Linked DNA regions of Mus musculus: region 2 is linked to region 1. Evidence: chromatin loops called from intact Hi-C (ENCODE). Cell type or tissue: gastrocnemius. All regions are shown on one strand.

What was found. Hi-C counts contacts between places; a loop is a spot of excess contacts. Peaks named below come from ENCODE experiments on the same cell type or tissue, not always from the same donor. Only the 100,000 strongest peaks of a DNase experiment are listed, where the experiment ranks them.
Region 2: a loop joins it to region 1, with 8 times the contacts of the local background. A loop is called at or near these places in 5 of 42 quality-filtered maps.

Annotation. Positions count from the first base shown.
Region 1 is chr7:131,894,849-131,902,848 of GRCm38, reverse strand. No RefSeq gene overlaps it. Among named protein-coding and RNA genes, the nearest start is that of Gm34725, 65 kb to the left of the region's middle. In gastrocnemius, CTCF peaks have their summits at 3,354 (motif pointing left) and 5,376; DNase peaks (open chromatin) are centred at 2,986, 3,333, 5,054 and 5,363; H3K27ac peaks cover 644 bases.
Region 2 is chr7:132,634,939-132,642,938 of GRCm38, reverse strand. It overlaps Lhpp (phospholysine phosphohistidine inorganic pyrophosphate phosphatase), which reads right to left. Exons shown (of 7, transcript NM_029609.1): 4 at 1,352-1,415; 5 at 360-452. Among named protein-coding and RNA genes, the nearest start is that of Lhpp, 28 kb to the right of the region's middle. In gastrocnemius, a CTCF peak has its summit at 4,017 (motif pointing right); DNase peaks (open chromatin) are centred at 1,811, 4,071 and 4,342.

The DNA.
Region 1 (8,000 bases):
TCTAATGCTGTGCTCAATAAGAAAAGAAACTTCCCAAGGAAATGACTGGCTCCAGGGCCAGCAGGGAATAGAACAGCTTATCCTGGAACATCTAGTGTTAGATACGTAAGAAAGTGCTGGCATACACACACACATACACATGCACACACTCACATACACACCTGTACACACACACACACACACACCATAAACAGACACACAAACACATATACAAACATATATATATATATATATGCATACATAATAAACATACATATACACATATACACACATATACATCCATACACATATATACACAAGCATATGCATATACCTACACACATAAATAAACTTATAAATAAACTAAGGTCTTCGCATTTGTGTTTATCTAAATATCTCCTGATACAGAGTGGAAATTAAGATGGCAGCAGCAGCAGCAATTATGGGGTAAAGGGACAGCTCAGACATGTTTCCAGTGTGACTGAACCATGTGCTAGGGGAGCTAGGCTCACCTCTCTCTCTCTTTCTTCTCTCTCTCTCTCTCTCTCTCTCTCTCTTTCTCAGGACTTTGGGAATTAATCATGCATAATGAATCAACTTAAAATTAGACCAAGCATTTTGGTAACAGCTGGTCCCCCAACTCCCCAGAATCTATAATATGTAATTTATTTTGACAGGTTTCTCATGGAAGTACTGGTGGGGGTGGTACAAAAGAAATGCTCAGCCTTTAGAAAGGGTCTGCTGGGTCCCCAACTAGGGAATCAGTTGGGAGGATCTATGTCCACCCCCAATCTTTGCATCTTTATCCTAGCTAGCTCTTGCTTCCTATCTGTGGAGGGATATGTGACTGCCTTTGCCAAGCAATGGTCAGGTGCTGATGTTAGTTAGCTACCCTCTGCCATGGGCATGGCAGCCTCCTCTTCATCTAGCGGATCCTGAGTGCTATTCCTACGGGGGGTGGGGGGGATAGGGTTAGGGTTAGAGTTAGGTTTGGGGTTTAGTGTTAGGGTTAGGGTTACGGTTACGGTTACAGTTAGGGTTTAGGGTTACAGTTAGGGTTAGTGGTTAGGGTTAGGGTTAGGGTTAGGGTTAGGGTTAGGGTTAGTACAAAGTCAAGAGGGTCTCTGAGGATTTCTGATTGCCAGTCTAGCTCCATGTTTGATCCCCAGAGCCTGTTTTACTTTTCTTAAGTACAGCATAGTAATACTACACATTGGTAACCCCAGGCGTGGGGATTCAAAGGTAAGAAGATCCCTGGCCAGCCTAGCTGAACTGGTGAGCTACAAGTCACTCAACAGAATCAAGAATCACCTTAGAGATAAGCTTCTGGACATGTCTAAGAGGGAGTTTCCAGAAAAGTTAACAGAAGTGGGAGGAGCCATTCTAACTGTGCAGCACCATTCCATGGGCTGGGGTCCCAGTCTGAATAAAAAGTAGAAAGCAAGCTGAGTACCAGCATTCATCTCTCTGAGATGCCTGACTGTGGAGTCAGAGTGACCATCTGCCTCACAGTCAAACCACCATGCTTTTCCCCACCGTGATGAACTGACTGTACCATCAAACTGCGAGCCAAAATAAACCCTTGTCATAGTCAAGTTTCTATTGCTGTGATAAAATGCTGTGACCAAAAGCAGCTTGGAGAAGGAAGAGTTAATTTTATCAAAGAGTTCTCACTATGTCATATTCTATCACTGAAGCCTAGACAGGAACTCAAAGCAGGAACCCAGGAACTGAAGCTGAAGTCACGGAGGAGTGCTACCTACTGGCTTGCTCCCCATGGCTTGCTCAGCTTGCTTTCTTATGCATCTCAAGACTACCAGCCCAGAAGTGGTACCACCCACACAGACTTTCCCACAGACCAGTCTGGTGGGGCCTTTCCTCACTTAGGAATCCTTCTTACCAAATGAATCTAATATGTACTTCTTTTAAGTGGAAAGAGCAAGGGGAACATTTAAAGCACAGCACAATCTTCCCCTCAATTCTCTTACATTCTAGACCAAGCCATAGTATAGCAACTGTACTAGGTCCTTGGCTCTCTAAGCTTCCCACAGGCAGTGGCTGGGACCACCCATAGTAGGCATTTGATGACTTTGAAGGAAGGACATGCCTCCAGGTCCATATATTAGAGCCCTGTTGAGGGTTCTTGTAACAGTCTTCTATTTAGCTTTTGTCAACTTGTCACAAACTAGTCACTTACAAAGAGGGAACCTCAGCTGAGGAATTGCCTCCATCAGACATGGACATGTCTGTAGATCATTTTCTTGATTAATGGTTGATATGAGATGGTCCAACCCACTGTGGGTAGTGTCATCCCTGGGACACTTTATGGAATGCTAGTCCTGCTCTGTTCCCTGCAGTTCCCCCAGGGCCTATTGCCTTACTGGAGCCAGCTATAATCTTTCTAAGAATATCCACGGTAAAACAAACAAATCCTGCATCCCTGAGGGAAAGGCACACATAGCAAGGTGTGTAAGTTAGGCCATGAGGCACATGGCACACAGCCTTACTTCACTCACTCAACTCACCAGACCCCAGGGACCCGAAAGATTCTCATGCAAAGCTTGGGGGGCAGGAAAGCACAGCTTTCCACCCTGCCATGCTGTGGTCCTTACTGGAACCTGAGTGGGTGGCAACTAGGAGCCCATACGTACCAGGGTCTAGAGCTGGGAAGGAAGGAGGCATTGTGGGAGCTGAGCTCTTCCTCTAAATGAGATCTTGCCCTTCTCAGGGCTGGACCCCAGATGGAACCAAAGTTCTAGGAATGGCCTAGAGCAGAGCAAATGCCTGCCAGGAACATCTTCAGGCATACATCCACCTCATGTTAGGCCCAGTCAGCTTATTGGGGGGGACAGGCATGAGAGGGTGAGTATGTTACCTAATACTCATCCCCATTTGCCCAAATGGGAGGTCCTCAGCCCAGCCCAAAGCATGATGGGTAGCTGTAGGAGCCCAGGGTCTATCACCATGACAAAGCTGTCCAGCTTAGCTGAGAAGCAGGAAGGCATTTGGCCTACCAGAGGCAATGCAGAGCTATGCTTGCAAGGAGGAGGAAGAGGGACGTGATCTCCCTAAGGGCACAGCTCTGGTGACAAACTTGAGAGGAGCAGCTCCAGCCATAGACCATTCTCCTAAACAGGGACTCCTTCTTGCAAAAGGCAGCCAACTCCTTTTGTGTGTCAAAAAAGAAGACTTCTACCAGATTGCTAAAAATGAGCAGCAGATAAAAATACAGTTCTGGTCCCTGGAGCCACGCATCCTGGCCAGGCTGCAAACAGCCTGCTTTTCTTTCTTTCTTTTTTTTTTAGGCTGAGACACTTCTCAAGCCCAAACTTGATATTCTCCACAAGGCCCAGTCTGCCCCCAAGTGGTGAATCTCTTGTAAAGACGCTCCACTGCCAACTTCCTCAGAAAGCCTGAGGAGTTTTTGTCAGAGGCCCTGAAGGGCTTTGAAAGTGAATGTTGGTTGGCTTTTCTCATTTCACAGACTTCTTGGTGTAATGTCTGAAGATGAAATGTTACTTCTCTCCCTCAGACGCAGTTGTGTTTGTCTAACATTTCTTGATGTTTCTTTTGTTCAGAAAATCAGGATGCCTCACCTTAGCAGACAGAAAAGATTTTAAACCCTAGAGACTATATATGTGTGTGTGTGTGTGTGTGTGTGTGTGTGTGTGTGTGTGTGTGTGTGTATGTATGCCCCACGCTGACTCATGCTCGCCCTTCAGTGGGGTTTTGGGGTAGCGAGGGTCTCTGTACCCAAAGTAGCAGTCTAATATAGGGTTAAGAGAACCAAATGCCTGCGTTGGAATTATCCCTAATGCCTCTCACTAGGCGCATGACCTTGGAGATATAATTTCAACTCTCTGCTAAGTATAGATGCAGTCTAAGTGTGAACTCAGAGGCTTGTGTTGGAAGTTTGGTCTCCATTGAAGTGCCACTAAGAGGCAATGGAACCTTCCTGAGGTAGGGTCTGGAGTCTGGGGAATTCATCTCCCCTTAGAGATAACTAAGAGGGTTTGTAGTTCCACTGACATCCCAAAGTCCTCTGAGGTTCTGCACTAGTTACATTTCTTAATGTTGTGACCAAACACCTGAGAAGATGCCACTTAAGGTAGAGAGACTTACGTGGCTCATAGATTCACAGCAGGGATGGCGTAGCAGCTGGCTCCTGCGTTCCACACTGGTAGGAACTTGTGGCATGGTTTCTAACATCTCCACAGACTATGCAGCAGAAGCAGAAACTGGAGCTGGAAGCTGAGCCTGACTGTAAACCTGAATACATACCTCATTCCCCCTGAGACATTTTCTCCGGTAAGGCCCTACCTCCTAAAGACCCCACAACCTTCCCAAATGGCACCATCTGCCAGGGTTGAGTGTTCAAACACAAGCCTGTGGTGGGCATTCACAGCTCCCCTTTTACTTTCCCACTGTAGGGTTCTCACTCAGAGCTGAAGCAAAAGTGAGCCAGCACCACACCCCTGACTAAATAAACCTCTTTTCTTAGGCATGACACAGCTTTGGGTATTTCAGTATAGTAAAAGAAAACAGACCACCACACCCACTTTCTTTGTCCATAACATGATCAGATTTATGTTTGGAGTTTCTTGAGTGTTTGGTGAGTTAATGACCATCAGGGACTGTGGCCAATGTTTGATACGTGGTGTGAACTACAGGATCACCAAGGACATGACATCAGGTACATTGCTGTCCTCACTTCTGCTGCTATTGCTGCTCTTCAAGCTAGGCTAGCCTAGAGCTAACTGCACAGGTAAGGAGTGTGACAAATATTGGTCCCATGTAGTTATCAGGTCCAAAGCCCTTCCCACCTGGGAGCTGGCTTGTTTCTAGAACCATCCATGTACAGATTCTGAAGCCAGGCAACCTCAACCAGGACAGGAACCCTGATGGGGGTCTCAGAGAAGCAGGATCAAAGAGGGCAGGGTTGTTCCAGAGTTCTTCAGCAGGGACAGCAGCTAGCCAGGCAGTGAGAACAAGCAAGGCATCTCCGTTGAGACGACCTTGTTGGGTCTTGGCTGTCAGCCCCTCTCTGCTCTTTCCTGATTTGCTCCATCTCTGTCATCCTTGGCATTTGCCCCAAAAAGTTTCAGCTGGTCAGAGCCAGTTCTGTTTGCCCCTTCCCAAGGATCCTGACTGGCATAAGAAGACAGCCCCAGAGAGAATGTATGGCTTGCTCAGAGTCACACAGGAATTGTGTGGCAGAGCCCAGCTCCTCTACCTTGGGTTGTCCACTCTGGTCCTGCACCTGGAGAAAGGAGACGTGCTGCATCATAGGCAAACTCAAGGACATCAGGTGTAAGGACAGCCACAAATCCAAGCGGCTGTGGGACTACGACCTGAAACTAGGACAATAACATTCATGGTTGATGGTTCAAGGGCTCCCCTCAGTGGTCATCTTGCTGACAGCCGAGGTCCTGGAGGACTTTCTAGCTGGTTTCACAGAACTCCCTGTAAGGAGAAGCAGAAGGCACTGTACCATGGCCTCTGACTTCTGGATAAGGTGGCTTCACTGTTTCTCAAGCCTCTTTGCACTCTAACCCTTTGTAGTCATTTTCTAAAATAGATAGATAGATAGATAGATAGATAGATAGATAGATAGATAGATAGATGATAGACAAATGATGTAGAGGAAGAAGATAGATAGGCAGGTAGAGATAGATAAATCACATATAGATGATAGATAGATAGATAGATAGATAGATAGATAGATGATAGATAGATAGATAGATAGATAGATAGATAGATGGTAGAATTTGTGTGTGTGTGTGTGTGGGGAGAGAGAGAGAGAGAGAGAGAGAGAGAGAGAGAGAGAGAGAGAGAGAGAGAGAGACTTAGTGTTTGGTGTGCAATATATAATCTGAGAATTAATATCAATAATAAATTAAAAATAAAGAACCCGTGTTTGTCTAAGGAGGGCTAAGGGAGGAGGGCTAAGGTAAGTGGTACTGCTTTGTAAGTTGTTGCCAACAAAATCACCAAAACTTGTGAGTTTATTTTTATACAAAAATTTCTGAAAAAAAAAATTCTGGTATTGTGGAAAAGCACAAACATGGTTATGTTTCTGACATACCATGGTCATGACACTATGGGATTAAAGGATTAGTGAGACAGTGGGACAGTAGAGAGAAGATGAGCCTAGGAGTATATCATGGGGAAATGCCACATCCACTCCAATAGTGACCCGTGTGACAGAGCCAAAAGCCTGGACACAGTCCCGAGGCGAAAAGTTCACGGAAACAGTCGCCAGGAACGTGGCATCCTATAATGACGAATGCTCCAAATTTGTCCTTGCTTTAGTCGGTAAATGGATCTGTGTGCTCTCCCTTAATATTGCTTTATTATAAGTGCCTCTAAAGATTGATTTTGACATATAGCTAAGTTATATTCCTTCACCAGTCCTAGGCAGTCCTTGAGCTTTGAATTCAGTAAGAATGTTGCCTATTTAGTGACATTCAGAATTGCCTCTAGTATTGTAAGAGAGACAGTGAAAGAAATCAGGCATTACTATCTCCTACCTAGAGTTAGAATCTCAGGGCAAGCTTAGCAAAGTATACTTAGAGTCTTCATTACAGTCAGGTATGGCAGACTACATTACTTATTATTAGAAAGTCCCCACACACAATCACTTAGAATAATAGCCAAGTTACTCCCATATGCAGGAATTTACCATTATCTAGGAAGAAGGAAGGTTGTGGTCTAAGGAGGAACCAGAGTAGATACTTAGAACTATAGATAGCTGAGTTACACCCATACACAGGAATTTACAATGTCCTAGGGGGGAGGTGGACTATACAATAGACTAGAATTAGAACTATGGCAAGGGCACGAAGCCCTTGCCCCTGACTGCTAAGATTAAGCTGACCTTAGGTGGGGCTGCTTTTGATCCCAGTTGTTAACATTGATTTTATCCCAGTTGGTTCCTGCCAGTCCTTTGAAGGCATTCCTCTGTTTTGTGTCAGATACTTCAATGTACCTTGCCTGCTGTGATATCCTACTCCTCTGTTTTCTGTATTATATAAAACTGATGCTCATTTTGAGACAAATTACATTCAGATATACACTCTCTCAGTGTCTGTATTTGTTTGCCATTTCTCGCCAACTCTCTCTTTGCCCACCTGTAACCAGAACCCGTTTCACCCATGGATAGAGGACCCAAGTGAGGTTTGTCTGTGGCAGGGAAAGATCACATATGCTTTATTTGGAGATTAATGAGTGGGTGGAAGGATGGATGGACGGATGGATGGACGAACGGACAGACGGACGGACGGATGGATGGATGGATGGATTATGGAGGGTAGATTGAAGATTGATGATGAATAGAGGGGTAGATGGATGATGGATGGATGAGTAGGTACATTGGTAGATGGCTGGATGGGTTGATAGGTGGATTTAGAGGTGGGTAGGAGAATAGATGAATAGATACAAAATATACACAGTATACACACATATGTCCTATTTAGATATATTTATAGTCTATGCAATGTGCTTGGGTGAGGAGCTGGATATTCCATGCAGGAAGACATAGAGAAGGATCAAGGGTAGGAAAATGTTTGAAGAAGTCAAAAGGCACAAGAGCTCATGAGAAGAGGAAAGAGTAACCAGGAGAGGCTGGAGGGCCAGAGAGACAGAGTGGAGCCTGAGCAGTGATTGTTGGGATGCTGAGAGCAGAGTGGGAAGAGAAGCCAGGCAGGGCCTCAATCAGAAGGGTGTGGAGAAGGCTTGGGTGGGGAATGGAGGGATCAATGTGGACCCCTGTAGGAGCCACATGGGCCATTTGGACACTTACATTGGCCTCTATAGCTAGGGAAGAGATACAAATATGGAAATTCATTGGCTGGTATGAGCTCATTCATCCCAGTGACCAAGCCTTAGATACTTCCTGAATAATTCGCATTGCTTGTGGATGCCTGCTGCTTGCGGTCTTAGGCCTCCAGTTCCTGAGAATGTTTAGATTCATTTTCCAAGCTTCCTTATCGACCTTCTGATCTGACTAGTGGGATGTGAAT
Region 2 (8,000 bases), 740 kb before region 1:
CGCCCTCCACATGCACACTGTGGCACATGTGTGCCTGTGACTTATACACATGTACATGTACACGCACATGGAAAGCAAGGAAGGAAAGCATTAGTATTTTAAAGGACAAAAACAATTCGAAGTGAAGACTCTGTGTGACCCAGTTGTTGGGCTGCATGGTAAGAAACTGTCTCCTTCCTCACGGTGAGAAACGATCGGGGCCAGCAGGATGGTTCAGCGGGTGTTAGCACTTGCTGCTGATCCTGTCAACCTGAGTTTGGTTCCCGGAACCCACACAATCTCATACCCCAAATAAGTATATAAATAAGTAAATGTCGTTTTAAACATGTAAAGAAGAAAGGAAATTCTGCTGTGCCTACCTGGTGGGCTTCCACCCCTATGGCTTGTAGAGCAGACTTGAAGAACTCAGGGGAGGGTTTCCCCACCACTTCAGCCTTGATACCACAGGCATACTGGCAAAGAGAAGACACAGTATGAGTTTCAGATCAGGAACACGGGAGTAGACACACATGGAAAGACTGACCGCCTCATGATGATCAGGATGCCATGGGCCTCAAACCCTCTCACAGGCAAGCGTGTCACAACTCCACAACAGGCTGCTGCCTAGAATGCTTAGGACACCTACCTCCAGCTCTGCCGCCTACTTCAAGAGTGCCCACAGCAAGTGGCATACCTTACCTAGCAGAACCACGAGTCTCCCAAGGGACAGGAGACCAAGGCTCTCATTTGCCTGTTCAGCTACAATCCCATCTCTTGCCTCTCCCTGCTACCCACCTCCAAGTAGATCAAAGGCCCTCCTAAGTGTGTCTAGGATTCAATCCACCCACCTGCTCACCCTTCTCGCCTGGGCACAGGTGGACAGGGGCTGCTACTATTGTGGAGCTGGGACATGGTCTAGCAGGAATCTGGGCAGGGGTAACTGACAGGCCAGTCACAGTGGACTCTGGAGGTCTTGCCACAGAAGGCTTTATAACCTGGAAAGTCATCTCAGGAGAGGAGTTGGGAGGACACACAGCCTGAGGGGTTACAGGGCTGGGAAGGAAGCAGGTGATCTGAAGAGACACTAAAGCCATGAGTCAGAGTGGTGAAGAGCATGCTGGGAAAGAGCACCCAGAGGTTGGCTGGGGGTCAGAGGGATGACACATACATACATAATGACTGTGTGATGATCAAGATAATGGACCCTAACTGCTGCCTGAGGAGAGACCTCCATTACTTCCACAGAGGAGACGGGGGTGTGGCTCAAGCCCCACACAGGATGCTCCACTCAGAAACATGAGAGGCTACTTGTCTATAAAGTACACCATCTTCTCCAGAAAGCCAGGGCCTGGGGCAGCACCAGGGCAGGTACCTCGAGCGCCTTCATGTAACCTCCAACGTCCAGCATCAGGCCAGAGGTCTCCTTGTAATAGCGTCTGCAAGAGAGCACAAGGGAAGGGGGTTCACAGAGAGCCACAGGTGCAGGCCAGTCCCGATGCCATGCTGAGAGTAACCGACAGAGGCCACATGGCAGAAGCAGAGGGCCAGCGGCAGTGGGGCATCATGGGTCATTCAGCCACTAGCCCCCTGCTGCTGGCCTTGTAGGGACCCCTACCACAATGATTAACCAGGAACCCAAGGGGGACAGATGGATCCCGTTACTAACACAGAGGAAGACAAGTGACCCGTGTTTCGGGAAGGGACGGCAGCCCCCCCAGAGCATGTGCTGACTCCCTAATTGCTAATAATTAACCCCTAACTGCTGCCTGAGGAGAGTGCTCCATTAGTTCCACAGCAGCCTGCGACATCCCTATTAGCTGGGGTCAGGCAAGGTGCCAGGTTTCACAGGCACCAGCTGCTTCCTTGAGACAAGAATGTCTTCCCAACCTCCCAGAGACAGCGCAGGCTCAGCTCCTCGGAGGGTTCCTCGGTTTAGCCCCAGTGCTTAGACCCACAGCCCATCCACATCAGACCAAGGCCTCCCTCGAGGTACATAAGAGTCCTAGCTGCAATGTCATCCATTTCTGGGGCTCTCTGAGCAAAGCCACGTGACCAAGGAGGCAAGAAGGTGGCTTAGCCATCACCCTCCAGAGATGAGGTTCACTGAAACCCAGAAAATGGCACAGGAATCCAAGTTCTGAGTTATTAGGGGAGTCTGAGCACCCACGTCAGTCTTCCCTTCCTTCTCCGTCCAGGGGACATTAACTCAGCATGCGAGCTGAGGATCCGAGAACAGGGGATGTAGGCTGTCTTCAATACTGAAATTCCTTCTCTGATTTCTAAAAGTGACTTTGCTCTATGTAAGCCTTTAGACCTCAGCTTCCTCGCCTGTGACATAGTCAAAGCAATCAAAACCACCCATATCTAGGGCAAAGTAACACACTACATAAACAACACCATTCCTTACACAATGCCTAGAACACAAACACCACTCACCAAAAGACTGGAGACGACTACTATAAACAGCTGCTCGTGGAGCTAAGACAGAGGCCCTGAGATAGGAGGCTCAGTGGTAAAATAATACAAGCCCCAGGCCTGGTGGGGTCACTCCTGTAATCCAGCACTCAGGAGGCTGAGGCAGGAAGATTGTGAACTCTAGGTCAGCTGAGGATACATAGCAGATCCGATCTCACGAATGTCTTTTCTTTTTCACCTTTCCATGTGCATGTGCTGGAACACGGTCCAGGAATGGAGTCACGTGAGAACGCTGAGTGCTTGTGAGAAAATGCCAAGAAAACAAGACAAGACTCTATGACCTCAATTTCTTCAAAACATGGAATTATTCTTGGAAAGTGTTTTGTGCTCCTCCCAGGTATAGCGGCTAGGAGTGAGGTTACTTCCAATACTCATTCTTGCTTGCTGTTGTTACTCAATTAGACATTGAAGCCATACTTGATAAGCCTCTATGGAGAATGTATTTTTGCCACGTGTAGCTTGTTCTCATGATTGTATGCAGCTTTCAAACTCATGAAAACGTTACTCATGTGATTTCTCTTAACCCTCAGAGTATAAATTGTCAGATGCTCTGAATAACGTAGGCAATTGCATGTGGCTTTAGTCTGACTCGTTCCCCATCCTCCTAGTCCCACGGTCTCTAGAGCAGTGACATGTATGTGTGGTGCATGTGTGCACACATGCAGAAGCCTGAGGCTACGTGTCAAGCTCCCTGGGCCACTTTTGCACTGTAATTTTGGGGGGAAGTAGTGTCTCAGTCAAACTCAGGGTTTGCTGATAGCACTAGTCTTGCATCAGCCATCCTTCTCTTAGAATATCCCATCTCTACCAGCCTGGAAGTACAGGCAGTCTGCTACACCAGCTGGCATTTATGTGGGTCCAGGGTATCCAAACTCCAACCCTCTTGCTTGCATGCCAACAACCTTAACCACTAAGTCATCTCTGAAGCCCTGAAGAAATTTTCTTAAAAGGCTTCTTGGGGCTGACAAGGTGGCTAAGTGAGTAGAACACTTGCCAAGCAAGCATGAGGACCTTCAGTTCCCCAGAACCCACATGAAGCCAGGCCTGGTAGCATGTGTCTGCAGTCCCAGCACTCCTGCGACAGATGAGAAGCAGAGACAGACAAAGCCCCAGAAACCAGCCTGGCAAACAACAAAGAGACCCTGTCTCAAACATGGTAGAAGATAAAGAGTGATTCCCGAGGTTGTCCTGTGACCTCTACATGCATACACCCTGGCATGAGCACACCTACACTTATAAACAAACATGCAGGTAGGCAGGCAGACACAGGAAGACAGACAGACAGACAGACAGACAGACAGACACACACACACACACACACACACACACACACACCTGTGACCTCAAACATGCTTACCCTGGCACGAGCATGCTTACACTTACTGACACACAGGCAGGCAGCAGGCAGGCAGGCCCGCACGCACATACCCAGGCATTCATGCATGCGTACACACACAGCTTTATTTTTTTTCTATTGTTACAATAAACTATAATGCCTATTTCCTTAGCCAGGTCCAGAGCTTCAAAGAACTGGAGAAGGATAAACAGTATTTGTCCAGCAGAGGGAGCCATTGGTGCTGGAGCTGCACTGTCTGGGTGGCAGGTGGCTTAGTCTCAGTCCAGGACTCTATGAAGGGCTCAGGGACCTGCACGACCTGGGACCTGGCACCTGGCATGCACCCCTGGCTCCCAGCATAGAAGAGATGCAAAAAGACTCACAGAGAAACTGTGAGAGCAAAGATGGTGAGCTGCGCGAGTAAGTGACAGAGAGACAAGCTGTGTCCTGAGGGGAGGCGGCTCACATGGAGCGAGGGGAAGGAGTCCGAAGACCGAGGGAGCACTTTGGGATCACTAGAGCACCTGATGGGCTTCACACTAGGCCACCTCCAAACCCACAGATGGGCCATCTTCCTTGCACACGGGCCCAGAGGCTACAACTCTTGCTCAGAGGAAGCTCCCAGGAGAAGGAGAGGGTGGGCAGAGGTGGGTTGGGCAGAGGACAGAGCAGGGACAGACCTAACTCAGCTCAGAGGCGTTTGCCAGGAAGCAAACAGAAACTTCTACAACACAACTGGAACAGGCGCAGCTGTTTCTCAGCCGAGGATTCTGGGGATTTCCAAGCTGCCCTGGGGACAGATGGATACAGGATCCCGGAGACTGGGTGGATGGAAACAGGCCCCTCTCATTTAGAAACGGCACCCCTAAGGAGTCCTCGAACCACAGCTCTGCTGGCCCCAGATCTAGAAGTTTATTCGAAAGTAAAAAGGACTTCAGGTTATCTGGACTCACCAAAGCCCGGCCTTCTGAGCCAGAGGAGAAGGAGTCTCGGGAATCAAAATGGAAACCTTGCCCCCCCCCCCCCTCTCAACAAGCGGAGGCTTGTTTTTGAAACAGGCTCTTAACTATGTAGCCCGGCTAGCCTGGCATTCTTTATGTAGACCAGGCTGGCCTCCAACTCACAGAGATCCTTCTGTCTCCACCCCCAAGTCCTGGAACTACAGGTGTACGCCACCACCTCCGTTTATATGGTGCTGAGAATGGAACCAAGACCGAGAGTCTCACACATGCTACCAACAACAAGCTACTTACCCTCTCACCCCTGCCCATTCTCTTTCTTACTTTTTTAAACTGAATCTGGGCTGCTTTTTATAGAGCCCACAATTTCTCTATTTCTTACTCATTTAGGAAATCAAAAATCTACCTGAAGCCAACTGTTGGCCGTAAACACTTTAAGGGAAATAGCGAACAGGCATCTTAAATGTATGTCCCTTCACTAGTGACAGGATATAGTCTTCTTTTCTTTCTGGCACCGTGTGGCCCACTGCAGGAGAGCCCGGGGGGCCCTCCAGCTACTGAGGGCCACTGTGGCTACTGGAGACGCAGGCCACAGTGGAAGAGCAGTCAGCTCAGATTTTATGCTTCGTTTTCCTGCCGTTTCCGATTCCTCGGTGCAGCCTCCCTGCAAAATGACCACTTGACCTCTCCCAGAAGAGCCATTAACCTCCATAGTCTGCAGAGTAAACAGCTTAATTTCCTGATGGCGCGGCATGACAGGAGAAATTACAAAGCCAATTCCCTCTCTCTGTCCGCACAGATGCCAAATGTAAATCACTCCATTTCCAGGAGAGGGGCATCCTGCCTCCTCGCACCCTCGGGGAGGCCACTCCAGCCTTGACTCTAGTGACAGGAGCTCTTCCTGGGCCTCTGGGCTACCTGGAGAGGCTGCCACTCTCAGAAAGCTGTAGAGCCCTTTCCCTAGGGTTGAAACACCCCACCTTTCACCCAAGTCAGAGTCTAGGGGGCTGGAGTCCCCACTCATACCAAATGAGTGTTACCCACGGCTGAGTGTGCCCAAATTCTCACCCAGCCAAGAGCAAGCGATTGCTATTTTCACCATCCTTTTCACCAATGCATTTATTCAGACACTACTTGTAATCTGGAATAGCCCCTAGCAACGATGAGACTGCATTCAACAAAAATGAGCTGACATAAATGACCTATAATATTACCTTTTCATTATGCACATTTTCTAGTGCAGGTTTGCTAACTCAAATATCCAAGGACAGGGCCCAGATCACTGAGTTAAGCAGTCCAAGTGTGCCTAGCTCAGTGGGCACGAGGGCCCAGTCACCAAAGCACAGGATGGAAATACTTCCGGCAGGATACCCTGCTGCCTACAAGCTGGGCAGGAACTCCAAAGCATCATGCAACCTCAAATGTATGAGATTCTGAACTTGTGTTGCTGTTTCTGTTGACCGGGCGAGACACACACAACCTTCTGGAAATCATCTCACAAAATGGATAACTGTGTCACAGAGATATTTGTGTGTACAAAGTCATTCACAAGCTACTGTTTGCTGACCATAAGAAACAGGCCAAGGGGTCTGGGGAGATGGCTCAGTATGTAAACCCTTTGCTACACAAGGGTGAGGACTGGAGTTGCAGGACCCCAGTTCATATAAATGCCTGAAGGACATAATGGCCCACCTATAGCTCCAATCTTGGAAGGCCGAGACAGAGGACCCCGCAACAAGCCAGCTAGTGAGATCGGTCCATACCTCTGATCTGTGTTTGACTGAGAGATGCTGCCTCACTAAATAAGGTGGGAGACGGATGGAGGATGATACTCCTGACAACAATCTTGAGCCTCCATATACATGTACATGTGCGAGCACAGACACACACAGACACACACACACACACACAGACACACACACACACACACAGACACACACACACACATGCATATGAAAACATGTACATACACACATGAAAACAGAAAGAAAAAAAAACCCTACAGCTTATAAAACAAGGTCAAGCCGACTCCCACATTAGTTTCCTTTTCTTGTTGCTGTGACCAAATACCTAACAATTTAAGAAGGGAAGGAAACACAGACTCAGGGTCTGAGGGTCACAGAACGCCGGGGTGGGGAAGCATGAAGCGGCCAGGCCAGGTCAAGCTGCATCACAGCGAGGAAGGAGAAACAGGTGACTGCTGGTACCAAGTCAGCAGCATCCTTCTTCCCCCTTCCTCTTACTCCAGGACGCACGTACATGGGATGCTGCCCACATTTAGGGCAGGTCTTCCCTCTTCGATTAAACCTCTCAACACTACCCTCACAGATACATCCAGAAGTGTGCATCCTTCACAGTTATAAAACCAGATGAATGTGTGCATCTGTAAGCATTCAGCTGAGGACACGCACTCAAATACCGGTGTTTGTGCTACGCAGTGAGGCTGCAAATACCTTTCTCTTCTTCTTAGGCTTTGAGATTTCTAAATTTCTTCAATGAGCATGTGGTAAGGAAAGATGCTAGCAGGCCTTGGGCTATAGCTCAGTGGTCCAGCCTTACTTGGCATGGACAAGGCCTTGAGGGGGAAAATCGCTTTGTTAGCTACCATGGCACATGTCCATAACTCCCGAGGTCAGGAGATGGAAGCAAGGGAATCATATAGAACAGTAACTAGCTTCAGGCCAGTGTGGGAGTGTGCTAGGCCCTGTCTCAGTTAGGAAATAGGGTTGGAAAGATAGCTCTGCAGTTCAGCAGACTTGCTCTTACAGAGGACCCGAGTTTAGTTCCAAAAATTCACATGGTAGCTCACAAAACTCCACTTCCAAGGAGTCTGACACGTTTCTGACCTCTGTGAGGAGTGGGCCTATATGTAGTGTACATACATACATGGAGGTAAAACTTTCATATACATAAAAGTTTTTAAAAAGTGGTGGCGGTGCACACCAGAACTCAGGAGGAGGCAGAGGCAGGTGGATCTGAGTTCAAGGTCAGCCTGGTCTGCACAGTGAGTTCCAGAACAACCAGGGCTACACAGAGAAACCCTGCTGTGAAACAAATAAAAACAAACAAAATTCTCTTAATTAAAAATGAATAAAGACATATTAAAAAATAAAATAATGTAAGGGAGAAAGAAGGATGCTAAGTCAGCAATGCTTTCTTTAAAACAAAAAACAAAACAAAACCAAAAACCAAAAACCAAAAACCAAAAAAACAAAACATGGTGCCAGAGTCTGCATCCTGACTGTCCTCCA